2 separate regions of the Homo sapiens genome follow, and region 1 is linked to region 2. A link is a loop called in an ENCODE intact Hi-C map of the cell type or tissue named here. Cell type or tissue: endothelial cell of umbilical vein. All regions are shown on one strand. Links, peaks and the distances in the headings refer to the core of each region. The heading gives the core; the rest is flanking DNA.

Region 1 (5,383 bases), core at 216-5,215, 100 kb before region 2:
GCTTTGCTTTCTGCCCTAGTTCTTCCAGCTCTTCCCCTTGTTACATTATTCATGGCTTTTATTTCTCACTTAGTAATTTATTTTAATTTTTATTCATGTTTTTATGCTCACTTAACCCAGGTCCTTATCTTGAAAAATGACTACTCTGGAGTGACCAGAGAAGGAAGAAATAGCAAGCTATTAGTCCTTTTTAAAACAAGAGAATTCCAAGATTATTGCATTTAAAAAACTTTTCAACAGCTGCAACTGAGTTTGCCATTAAACAGTGGTTCTTAATCTGGGCTACACATTGGAACCATTTGGGCAGTTTTGGAAAAAAAACCCCGATGCCTGGGTCTCCCCTCCAGAGATTCTGTTTTAATTGGCCCGAGGTAAGTTTTAAAAGCTGCCCAGGTGATTCTAATGTGCAGCCAGGGTGGTGTGTCCTTACCACAGACAACGCTGCAGAAGCGAGGCTGCCTCAGAAGTTCAGACCCCCTCCCACTCCTCTTTCAGCACAATGATCGTCCTTGCAGATTTCCTCTAAGTGAGAGAAGCTGGGCTCATGTCCTTGCCCCACCACTGTGTAACCCTGGGTCGGGGCCTTTATCCTTCTGAGTCTCAGTTTCTTCATCAATAAGAGTAACAAACTCAACCGTGATGAGGCTGCAAGGTGGGCCCACCCACGATGCTGCGGGTTAGAATTCCTGGTCAGCAGTGCATAGGGTCAGGGTGAGCTCAGGAGAAATGGAAGAAAACTGAACCAATTAATGGTGCCTGTAGCCATGCAGAGACCCTGTTTCTATCACCAATATGCCCCTGATGTTGGCACTGAAGAGAAGATACCTTTTAGGACCCCAGACTGACTCTTTCCAGCTTCCAGCTCTCAGAGCCTCTGTGGGCACCAGGTAAGTGTTCAGAAAGCCTTCCTTGACCACCAACATATACATCAGCAAAGCTTTCAACTCCGTCACACAGAGCTTGAGGTGGTCCAGCTGAATTCTTTCCTCTGCTGGTCATGATGTGCACCACAGAATTGGAGGGAAACCAGCATGTGCCAGGGAAGCCAGCTAGGGAGGGGACAGAGGCTCCCCTTCCTTCGCTGCTTAGGGGCCTTCAAGTCAGCGCCCTTCTGCCATGAAGCAGAGGGTCTATGAACATGGACAAGGCACTAATGCAGATTTCCTATAAAGACCTTCATTGGAGAAAATAGAGCCAGATCTTCTAACCAGACCCCAGCGATGTCTCCCCTTGCAGTAAGATGATGCCTTGCTTTACACAGATCCTTTGCCGAGAAGCAGATGTGTTTAATATAAAAGAAAGAAGAGGAGAGAGAAGACATTGTCATGCATGAATTTACCATTCCGTGACACTCAAAATTCAGTGCCTCTCAGGGCATTTGTCCTTGCTTTTCTCCTCCTGGGATATTCATAGTTCATTCCTTCTGTGCTCAAGTATCATCTCCTTACTATCCCCCACCCACCCCCCACCCCCGTCCCTTCTTATCTCCTTCCTCTGCTATTTTTCTCTATCACAATGACCACTACCACTACTTATCATGATATTATTTATTTGTTACTTGCTTACTCGACCCTGAGCTCCATGAGGAATAGATTTTGCTCATCTTGTTTATAGCTCTGCCCCAGTGCCTGGCAAAATAAATATAAGCAAAGAGCATGAATGAATGAATGAGCATGTGCATGAAACCTTGGGAGGCAGAGTGTCTGCTTTCACAGTCCCAGACAACACGGCTTCTGTGCCACTGCCGGTACCCTTGCTCCCCGGCTGAGCTGTATTCTTCTCCATAGGATTTACCACTTTCTGACTGACTTTGTTATTTGTTTACTTCCTATCTTCCCCACTGAAATGTAAACTCCACGAAGGAAGGGACTTTTGTTTTCATCTTTACTAGCCTTTGTTTTATTCCCAAAGTCAGGATGGCACCTGGCAATGTAGTGGGAATTTAATAAATATCTATTGTCAAAGAAATGATTACTTCATTCAGGAGAAGGTGATGCCAATCAATCCCTGGCAAAAGTGGTGTTTTTCAAGTGCCTCCTTTGTCATCAGCCTCTGTTTTTGTTTTGTTTTGTTTTTGTTTGTTTGTTTTTACTGTTTTACTCTTCTTGAGAACACTGCCTCCATCCATAGTTCCCAGTGGCTGTTAGCCCCTCCCTCTCCTCCCAAGTACATGCAGCAGGTCTCCACATCAGTCTTTGACAACACCTCTGCGTTCCCTCTGTACTTTGCTCTCGCTGTTTCATCTTTGAATGCTTTTCTTTCCCCATCCACTAAAAGCCTCCTTATCCCTCCGAGCCAGCTCTTTCCTGGAGCCTTTTCCTGACCCACAGCCAGAAGTGCACTTTTCCTCCTCTGAATCTCTACAGGACTTGGTACCTCTCAAGTGGTTCTTAGGACACATTAGAAGACATGATCAGATCTTTGGAGATTATGTCAGTGACACCGTAACCCAAGACTGTAACCCTAAGACAAGAAGGAGCAGGCTCAGTGGCAGGGAATTAGCTGCCAGCTTACTCTCATGCTCACACAAGAACCTTCAGGCATCACCAACATATTTCTGCCTACATAGCTGAGGCCACTTCAGACTCTGGGCCGCACTGTCTCATCTATCCTGAAGCTTTGGAAAATCCCAATGGCTTGCTGTGTGCAGGGATAGAAGCAGAAGATCCCAGAACTTCCCCAAACTGCAGCTCTCACTTCTCCCTCCAGCCCCTAACCTCTACCCCAGCCTCTCAATCCCTGGCGGAAGGTCTCAGGACCAGAGGACTTTGTTTTTCTCTTTCAGACTGCTCCAATCTTCTCTCCCTCCTCCAGAAGCCCAAATTCTGGCACTCTCTCACAACCTGCAGACAACTCTATGAGCAAACATCCTCCCTCCTCTACTCATCAAATTAGTATTTCATCCCTTCATTTCCTGGTAGCCAACAGCTTACATTGTGAGCTGCAGATTTCTACAGATTCAAAAGCCTAAGGCTTCTGAAGACAGAGTTGCCCACTTAAAACTGACTGTGGAATTAGGGGTCACTAATATGAGTTATTTCAACACTTCCCTGATGCTTTTTCTCCCGTCTCTCCACCCGCAATGTTTGCAGGAAGCGTGATGCAGTCAAGAATGTGGGTGCACATTTCTATCTTCTCAAGAAAAGTGTTATTGGGAGTGGGAACTAGTGACACGTGACAGGATTTTGATAGATGAAGTGTTTTCAGACTTAAAGATTATTCAAGGCAAGCAGATTTCCTTTATGCTTCTTCAGAGGCAAATTTCATGTCTGTATATTGTTATTTCTACTTTTGATGCCCTAGCCCTTTTTAACCCTTTTATGTAGTCTCTTGCCCATTCACAAGTTGCATTCTCAGGGGGCATATTTTTCAGAGAAACAACAGTAATAAGGTTTGTGTGCTGTCCTGTAATATCCCATTTTGCTAATATAGCTAAATTCATATTATTCATTTATTCATGAATTCACTTCTCATTCATTCATTCACTTAATAAATATGCATTGAGCCAGTGCAATGGCTCATGTCTATAATCCCAGTACTTTGGGAGGCTGAGTTGGGAGGATCCCTTGAGGCCTGGAGTTCAAGACTAGCCTGGGCATCACAGCGAGACCCTGTCTCTACAAATAAATAATAATAATAATTATAATAAGCCAGGTGTGGCAGTGCACATCTGTAGTCTCAGCTATTCAGGAGGCTGAGGCAAGAGGATTTGTCGAGCCCAGGAGGTCAAGGCTGCAGTGAGCTATGATCATGCCACTTCACTCCAGCCAGGGCAGCAGAGTGAGACGCTGTCTCTAAATATATATATATATATATATATGTATATATAAAATATAATATGTATGTATATGTGTGTGTGTATATATACACACACACACACATACATACACACACACGTGCATTGAGCAACAACTATATGTCAAGTGGACCCCACTGGTGAACAAGAGGGACACAGGGCCTGCTGTCATGGATCTTACATGGAGGTGAAGGGAGCCAGATAATAATGACCTGCAATAACATACAATTGTAGACTAGAATAGACGCCCTAACTTGAGAAAGTCTACTTTAGATAAGACAGTCAGGGGAAAAAAAATCTTGATTTTTGAGCTAAGAAAAAAAAAGAGCAGAGTTCAAGGAGCCTTCCAGGCAGAATGTACATAGATACAAAGGCCCCAATGCAAAAGATGAGTCATGTGTTGGACGAACAGAAAGAGGCCAGTGTGACAGAAGCTTGGTGAGCTGGCTGCCCTGGGAAGAGGAAGGGGTCTGCAATTGCCTTCTGGTCTCCAGGCCCATGAGAAGCCTTCCCATTTGCAACACAACTCCCTGACTTGCTTGAATGGGTGGTATATTCATTAATTCCAGAATGCCTGTACTTCAGATATTCCAAGCATTGATATGAACCTCTCCTGGAAAAAAAAACAAAACACAAAATTTTGTTCAGGGAGACTAAAAATCTTTGCCTCTTGAAACCTCCTTACAGCCAAAGTCACATTTTTCTCAACATAGGAGACTCGAGTTTCTTGCTGGTACATTATTGGGTTCCACAAAGTACAAAGTAGAATCTGAATTGATAACAAACACAGCTGCTGTCCTTGGATCATGCGGACTCTAAATGTGGTCTTGGAGGAGTAACGAGCATGTTCTCAAAAGTGATCTTGCCCTTCACATAATTACCAGTAGAACAGCAATGCCACATGCTGTATTCAGAGATAACCTTATTTTTCTTTCTTTTATATCTCTTGAATCTTTTATCATACAACAAAAGCAACATAAAATTTGGCTCACCACTACTGTGCTGTGTTTCTGATTAGTAAGAGATAATTCATTGGCATAGTCCTTGGCAAATGCTCAGTTAACATTAGTTGTAGTCATTATCAGACAAAAAAGACAAATCACAACTTAACTCTGAAGATTTTAGGTGCTCAAAGGACAAAGCTCTCTTAAATTTTACCCAAGTGAAATCTCCAATCATTTTTCTTTGAGACGGAAACTACAACCTTCAAATTGTGCGTAAGCACATTTCCTTTTGAAGCTCAAAATAATCCTGTATTTTCAAAACAAAGCAAATAGGCCTCCATCATTAAATGTGGCTTTGTTTACTTGTGTAGTTTCCTTTCATTCTTGTAGGTCAAATGTTATTATCATCATAGTTGACTCAACTTTTGTTTCAAGCTTAATTCGGTTTTAAAAACCTAATCTGTTCCATTCCAGATCTTTCTCAATGAAGTCTCAACCTCATTTACAGTGGAAAGTTTGTAGGTGTAACAAACCTTTTGTTTGGTGGAAGGGAAAACAAAAATACCACGGCCACCTCTGAGGTCTGGCTCAGAGGAAAACTGCTCTGCCCTGCTTCCTCTCTGACCTCTTGTGTGTAACGGGG
Region 2 (5,383 bases), core at 326-5,325:
GAATCTAGCTTCTGTGGGCATTAGAAGGAAAACATTGCTGCAAAAAGTATTGCATATTAAATTGTGTATGACTGATAGCTTCACTGGTCTCCCAGAGGTATTCACATTTTTTGAAAAGAGGGACTATAATTTGTTTTGCCTCCTGCATTTCCTTTGCAGCTGAAATTACTTTTCAGAATATCTTCAAGAATCAGCAATAAAACTCATAGCTGCATTTTAGAAAAGTGACACAAGTACCTAATTCGTCATTTCTTTTAAGTTTGCTAGAGAAAAAAAATTCTACTTCTCTCTCAAAACTGTGATTTCAACTGAGCAAACTTAGACATGAGTTATCACTATCCTTTTAAAGCAATTTTAATTTCCATTTGATGGCCTTTTCTTATATTCAGTTACTGTAGCTTTAAGAAAGAAATCTTTCCACACATTATCTGAAGTCATTTTCTTGGGGCTTGCTAGAACAAATTAGAAAAGCACGATGGATAATTAAACTAAATATTGTGTGTAGAGTTAATCCAAATTCCAGAGCAGTAAGCTTTACTGAAAAATAATTACAATAAAATATAAACACAGAAGTGATGGGGTGATCCAAACTTTCAACTTGACATTTGCTAGGGAGTTTGCCTCACAGTAGGGGATGAAGTCATCTCAGACCTGACTTTCCCCAAAGCCACAAAGTCCACACTTGGGTTGGGAAGATAAGTTGACTGGGAAGAAACCTTGACCCTGAGGCCCAAGTCTAGTTAGAAGAGAGACAAGAGTCTTCTTCTCTCTATTGCTGTAGCTTAGTGCAGGATTAAGAGAGGAAAGCAGCCATGGAAGGGAGACGGTTACATCAGAGGCCTTTGAACCAGAGTGACTCCATCTTGAATAGGGGCTGGGTAAAATGAGGCTGAGACCTACTGGGCTGCATTCCCAGGAGGTTAGGCATTCTAAGTCACAGGATGAGATAGGAGGTCAGCTCAAGGTACAGATCATAAAGACCTTGCTGAGAAAACAGCATGCAGTGAAGAAGCCAGCCAAATCTCACCAAAACCAAGACAGCAATAAAAGTGACCTCTGGTCGTCCTCAGTGCTCATTATTCACTGATTATGATACATTAGCATGCTAAAAGACACTCTCACCAGTGCCATAACGGTTTACAGGTGTCATGGCAACATCCGGAAGTTACCCTATATGGTCTAAAACAGGGAGGAACCCTCAGTTCCAGGAATTGACCACTCCTTTCCCAGAAAACTCATGAATAATCTGCCCCTTGTTTAACATATAATCAAGAAATGACTATAAATGTCCTTAGACAAGCAGCCAGTGCTGCTGCTCTGCCTATGGAGTAGCTCTTCTTTATTCCTTTACTTTCCTAATCAACTTGTTTTCACTTCACTCCATGAACTCGCCCCAAATTCTTTCTTGTACAAGAACCAAGAACCCTCTCTTGGGGTCTGGATCAAGACCCCTTTCCGATAAGTTACAGCCTAATGGGTTATGTGTACAGACTCTACCTTAGAGCTGCCTAGGTTCAAATCCCAGCTCTGCCAGACCTCAGCTGTGTAACCTTGGGTATTACTCAGCTTCTCTTTGCCCAGGGTGAAACAGTAATAGCACCTACCTTACAAGGTTGCTGTGAGGATAATTCATGAGCTAATATAGACAAAGCACTTAGAATAGTGCCTCCCACTTAATCAGTGCTATGTAAGTGTTTATGTGGGGGCCATAGGCTCTTGGCCCTCTAAAGATTCACTAAAAAAAGTCACTGACATGAGGCAGGTTGATTAATAGCAGAAAAGGTATACAATTTAGCATGTCTATACAGGAACTTTCAGAATGAAGATCCAACCCAACAATACAGAAGCTTTTATACTATCTGGAGATTAAAGAAAGAATGACGACTCAGTGCCTGCCCCCAAACAGGTTTTGGTGGCAGGACAGTTTAAGGGCCAGAGAAAGAAATAGGCTTGGTCAGCAGAGCTGGCATTATTATGTAGATAAAGGCTCCCTCAAAGGTACATGTTTCTTTTTAGACTTTTAAAGGTGTAAGACTCTGAATCTCTCCTAGAGCCTGGTTGTGTTAATGGAGATTCTCTACAGATGCAGATTTTACCCCATAAAAGACAGCTTTGCAAGGCCATTTCGCTTTGCCAGCTCTGCAGCAGCCATTTCAAAATATGTTAAAGAAATATATTTTGGGGTAAAATATTTTGATTTCCTTTACTTACATGAAAGAATGATAGAAATCTTCACATCTGTCTTCAGCATATTGGTTAATTTTTTTTTTTTTTTTTTGAGACGGAGTTTCGCTCTTGTTGCCCAGGCTGGAGTGCAATGGCGTGATCTCGGCTCACTGCAGCCTCCACCTCCCGGGTACAAGCAATTCTCCTGCTTTAGCTTCCTGAGTAGCTGGGATTACAGGCACGCGCCACCGCGCCCATCCAATTTTGTATTTTTAGTAGAGACGGGGTTTCCCCTTGTTGGTCAGGCTGGTCTCGAATTCCCAACCTCAGGTGATCCACCCACCCTGGCCTCCCAAAGTGCTGGGATTACAAGCATGAGCCACCATGCCCAGCCTGGTTAATTTTTAATTTTTAAAAGTTGCTCTGCAGCAGAAGCTGCTCAACAGGACAAATGCAGTCTGTGCAGTTGCTTTCTGGGTACCCAAGGTGTGTATGGTGGTGGTGGTGGTGGTGTCTGAACTAATTGCCAAAATTTTAAAATAGGGAAATATGTAAAAATACAGGTTTCCATCTGTTTTTGAAAAATAGAAAGATCTGGTCATGCTAGGCTCACATTCTGCCTAGTTACTATCGGCTGGAGCTGAGTGGAGCTGGCTATTAAATAAAATATGTGCTCCCTGATTTGTCATGGTCTCTACAGAGCCTGCTTTACTGTAGGCAACTGAATTCGTAATACTTAATTTTGAGTTAGCGATCAGCAAATCATAGCCTATGGGCCAAACCCAGCCCACTGTCTGATTTTATAACTAAAGTTTTCTTGAAATAGGGTACTCATTCATTTACATATTGCCTATGGCTGTTTTCAACTACATGGCAAAGTTGAGTGGTTACAACAGAAATCATGACTCACAAAGCCTAAAATATTTACTATACTATCTGCCTTACAAAGTTTGTTGACCCCTGTTTCTAAGGTATTGTCTTTCAGTAAATAGATTGCTTAAAAATAGCTTATTTTTATATTTTAGAAAATATATAGTGCATTCAAAATTTGAAAATGTATGCTTATTATTTAGAGGGAGAGTGAATTATCTTCAATCAAAAAAATTGACGCACTTAGGAGCTTGTAGGCTCAGGAGCTTCCGATGACTATTATTCCTTATCTCCCTCTGGTGGTAAAATGCATAAATTGCAGGCACAGTTAAGCCATGACACCGTCTTAAGGACATGTATTTTGTTGTTGATTGCAGAATTCTTATCCTAGAGCACCATATGAAGTGGCTATTTCCTCTCACTCCATCTTGAAAAACTTGAATATTTCTTCTTACTTCCTCAGTATGAAAATAAAACTGGGCCAAAACATAAAAATCAGTTGTCTGTAAATCATAATCGTTAGAAAAAATTATCAAAAAATCATATGATAGTAATAAACATTTCTTCCCTCATAAAGTTTATTTTTTAAAACATGGAATATCATTATTTTACTGAAACACTTTCAGATAAATATAATATATTTTATGCATTACTTATATGTAGACCTGTTATTAATTATGCTACTAATTCATACAGTACACCAAAACCCCATAATATGCTTGCATAAGCATTCAGGTAACTCTGCATTTGTACTTGGAATACCTATGTATTCATTCCTGGAGAATAAGGCAGCAAGGTTTATCCCACACAGATAGACCCCAAATGTTATCTGGGATGTCTGCCAAATTAAACCATTAGATTCCAGTGACGATATCTATTGACAACTCCTTTCTCAATTAGTTTTGGGAGAATTAATTAATCTATTATGACATGGTTCAGTTCCTATTATTTGTCTCTATTAAATACAGTTTAATGAGAGTTTCTCTACATTTTTTTTAGCAGAGACCCAAGCAAGGAATTAATATTAATGTTCTATTAGATTCTTTTCATCCCTGAGGACATCTTCTGCATCATGAACATGAGGTAGAGTCTACATGGTGTAGAGTTTGTTGAATATATATCCAATATACTCTTGCCTGTGGATTCTGTCTCATGAAAAGTGCTTAATTAATATTTGTGAAATGAATGAATGAATGGATAAAGTGCTAGGAACAGGAATGGGGAAGGGCTGAAAGACAAGTCAACTCTGCAGGGAGTTCTGAACATAAGACAATCTTTCAGAACTGTCCTGGGTTGGGGCAAGAGGGCTATGCTTTTATCACTTCCCTGGCACCCTATTTCAATAAGTCATTGGATGAGAGAAAGCCCAGGATGTGTTGGAGGTGTATCCTTGGGCAAATTAGCTCTCTTTATTTAAGGCATCCTCTGAAGGGGGCTGACAGCTGAAGGCTGCCTGCCAACAGCACTCCCTCCAGCTGAAATCATTCATTCAAGAAGCAGGATCTCGGAGGCACATTACAACATCCACAGCATCTACCACATGGTGATTGCTCAATAAGTGTTAACCCCTACTCCATAAATAGTTGCCCAGTGAATGAATAAAAAATGAGCTGACTCCTATATCCTTGGTAAGTGACATATCTAGTCATTTATGCTTCATTATTCTTTTTTTTATGTTTTTATTTTTATTTTTTTTTGAGACAAGGTCTAGCTCTGTTGCCCAGGCTGGAGTACAGTGAGGCAATCTCAGCTCACTGCAATCTCCACCTGTTGGGCTCAGCAATCCTCCCACCTCAGCCTCCTAAGTAGCTGGGACTAAGGTGTGTGCCGCCACGCCCAGCTAATTTTTGTATTTTTTGTAGAGCCAAGATTTTGCCATGTTGCCCAAGCTGGTCTCGAACTTGCGAGCTCAAGCAATCTGCCTGCCTCAGCCTCCCGAAGTGTTGAGATTACAGGCAGGAGCCACTGTGCCCTGCCTATGCTTAGTTATTCTAAAATTGTATCTCTCTGTGGACATTTAGGGAAAGAGAATGTTCCTTCCCCGTCTTTCATGCCAGTCAGAGCCTCTATTCCAGGGTGACACAATGCGGGTGGTCAGGGAATGCTGTTCTATGGCCACAGCTTAAAGGCCCTGTGGGGTCTCTACCTAAGGGACTCCAGCCATCAGGAGCAAAGAACAATGCTATCTGTAGAGGAGGGATTTGGTAGATGGGATTTTACCAGCACTCTTAACATTGGATCACAGCCGAATCTCAGGCAGATTCTAAATATTGAAATCCTCTATTGTTACTATTTTGTTTCATTTCATTTAATTATTAATTTTTTTTTTTTGAGATGGAATTTCTCT

What was found. A loop is a pair of places that touch in the nucleus more often than their neighbours do. Peaks named below come from ENCODE experiments on the same cell type or tissue, not always from the same donor. Only the 100,000 strongest peaks of a DNase experiment are listed, where the experiment ranks them.
Region 1: a loop joins it to region 2, with 2.4 times the contacts of the local background. A loop is called at or near these places in 2 of 110 quality-filtered maps.

The regions. Positions count from the first base shown.
Region 1 is chr6:15,995,042-16,000,424 of GRCh38, reverse strand. LINC02543 (long intergenic non-protein coding RNA 2543) reads right to left here. Exons shown (of 2, transcript NR_183311.1): 1 at 5,274-5,383; 2 at 1-1,264. Among named protein-coding and RNA genes, the nearest start is that of LINC02543, 2.8 kb to the right of the region's middle. In endothelial cell of umbilical vein, for the core only: no CTCF peak of the experiment used is centred there; DNase peaks (open chromatin) are centred at 2,294 and 4,214.
Region 2 is chr6:15,891,721-15,897,103 of GRCh38, reverse strand. No RefSeq gene overlaps it. Among named protein-coding and RNA genes, the nearest start is that of LINC02543, 100 kb to the left of the region's middle. RefSeq lists an enhancer at 552-846. In endothelial cell of umbilical vein, for the core only: a CTCF peak has its summit at 3,344 (motif pointing left); a DNase peak (open chromatin) is centred at 3,333; H3K27ac peaks cover 105 bases.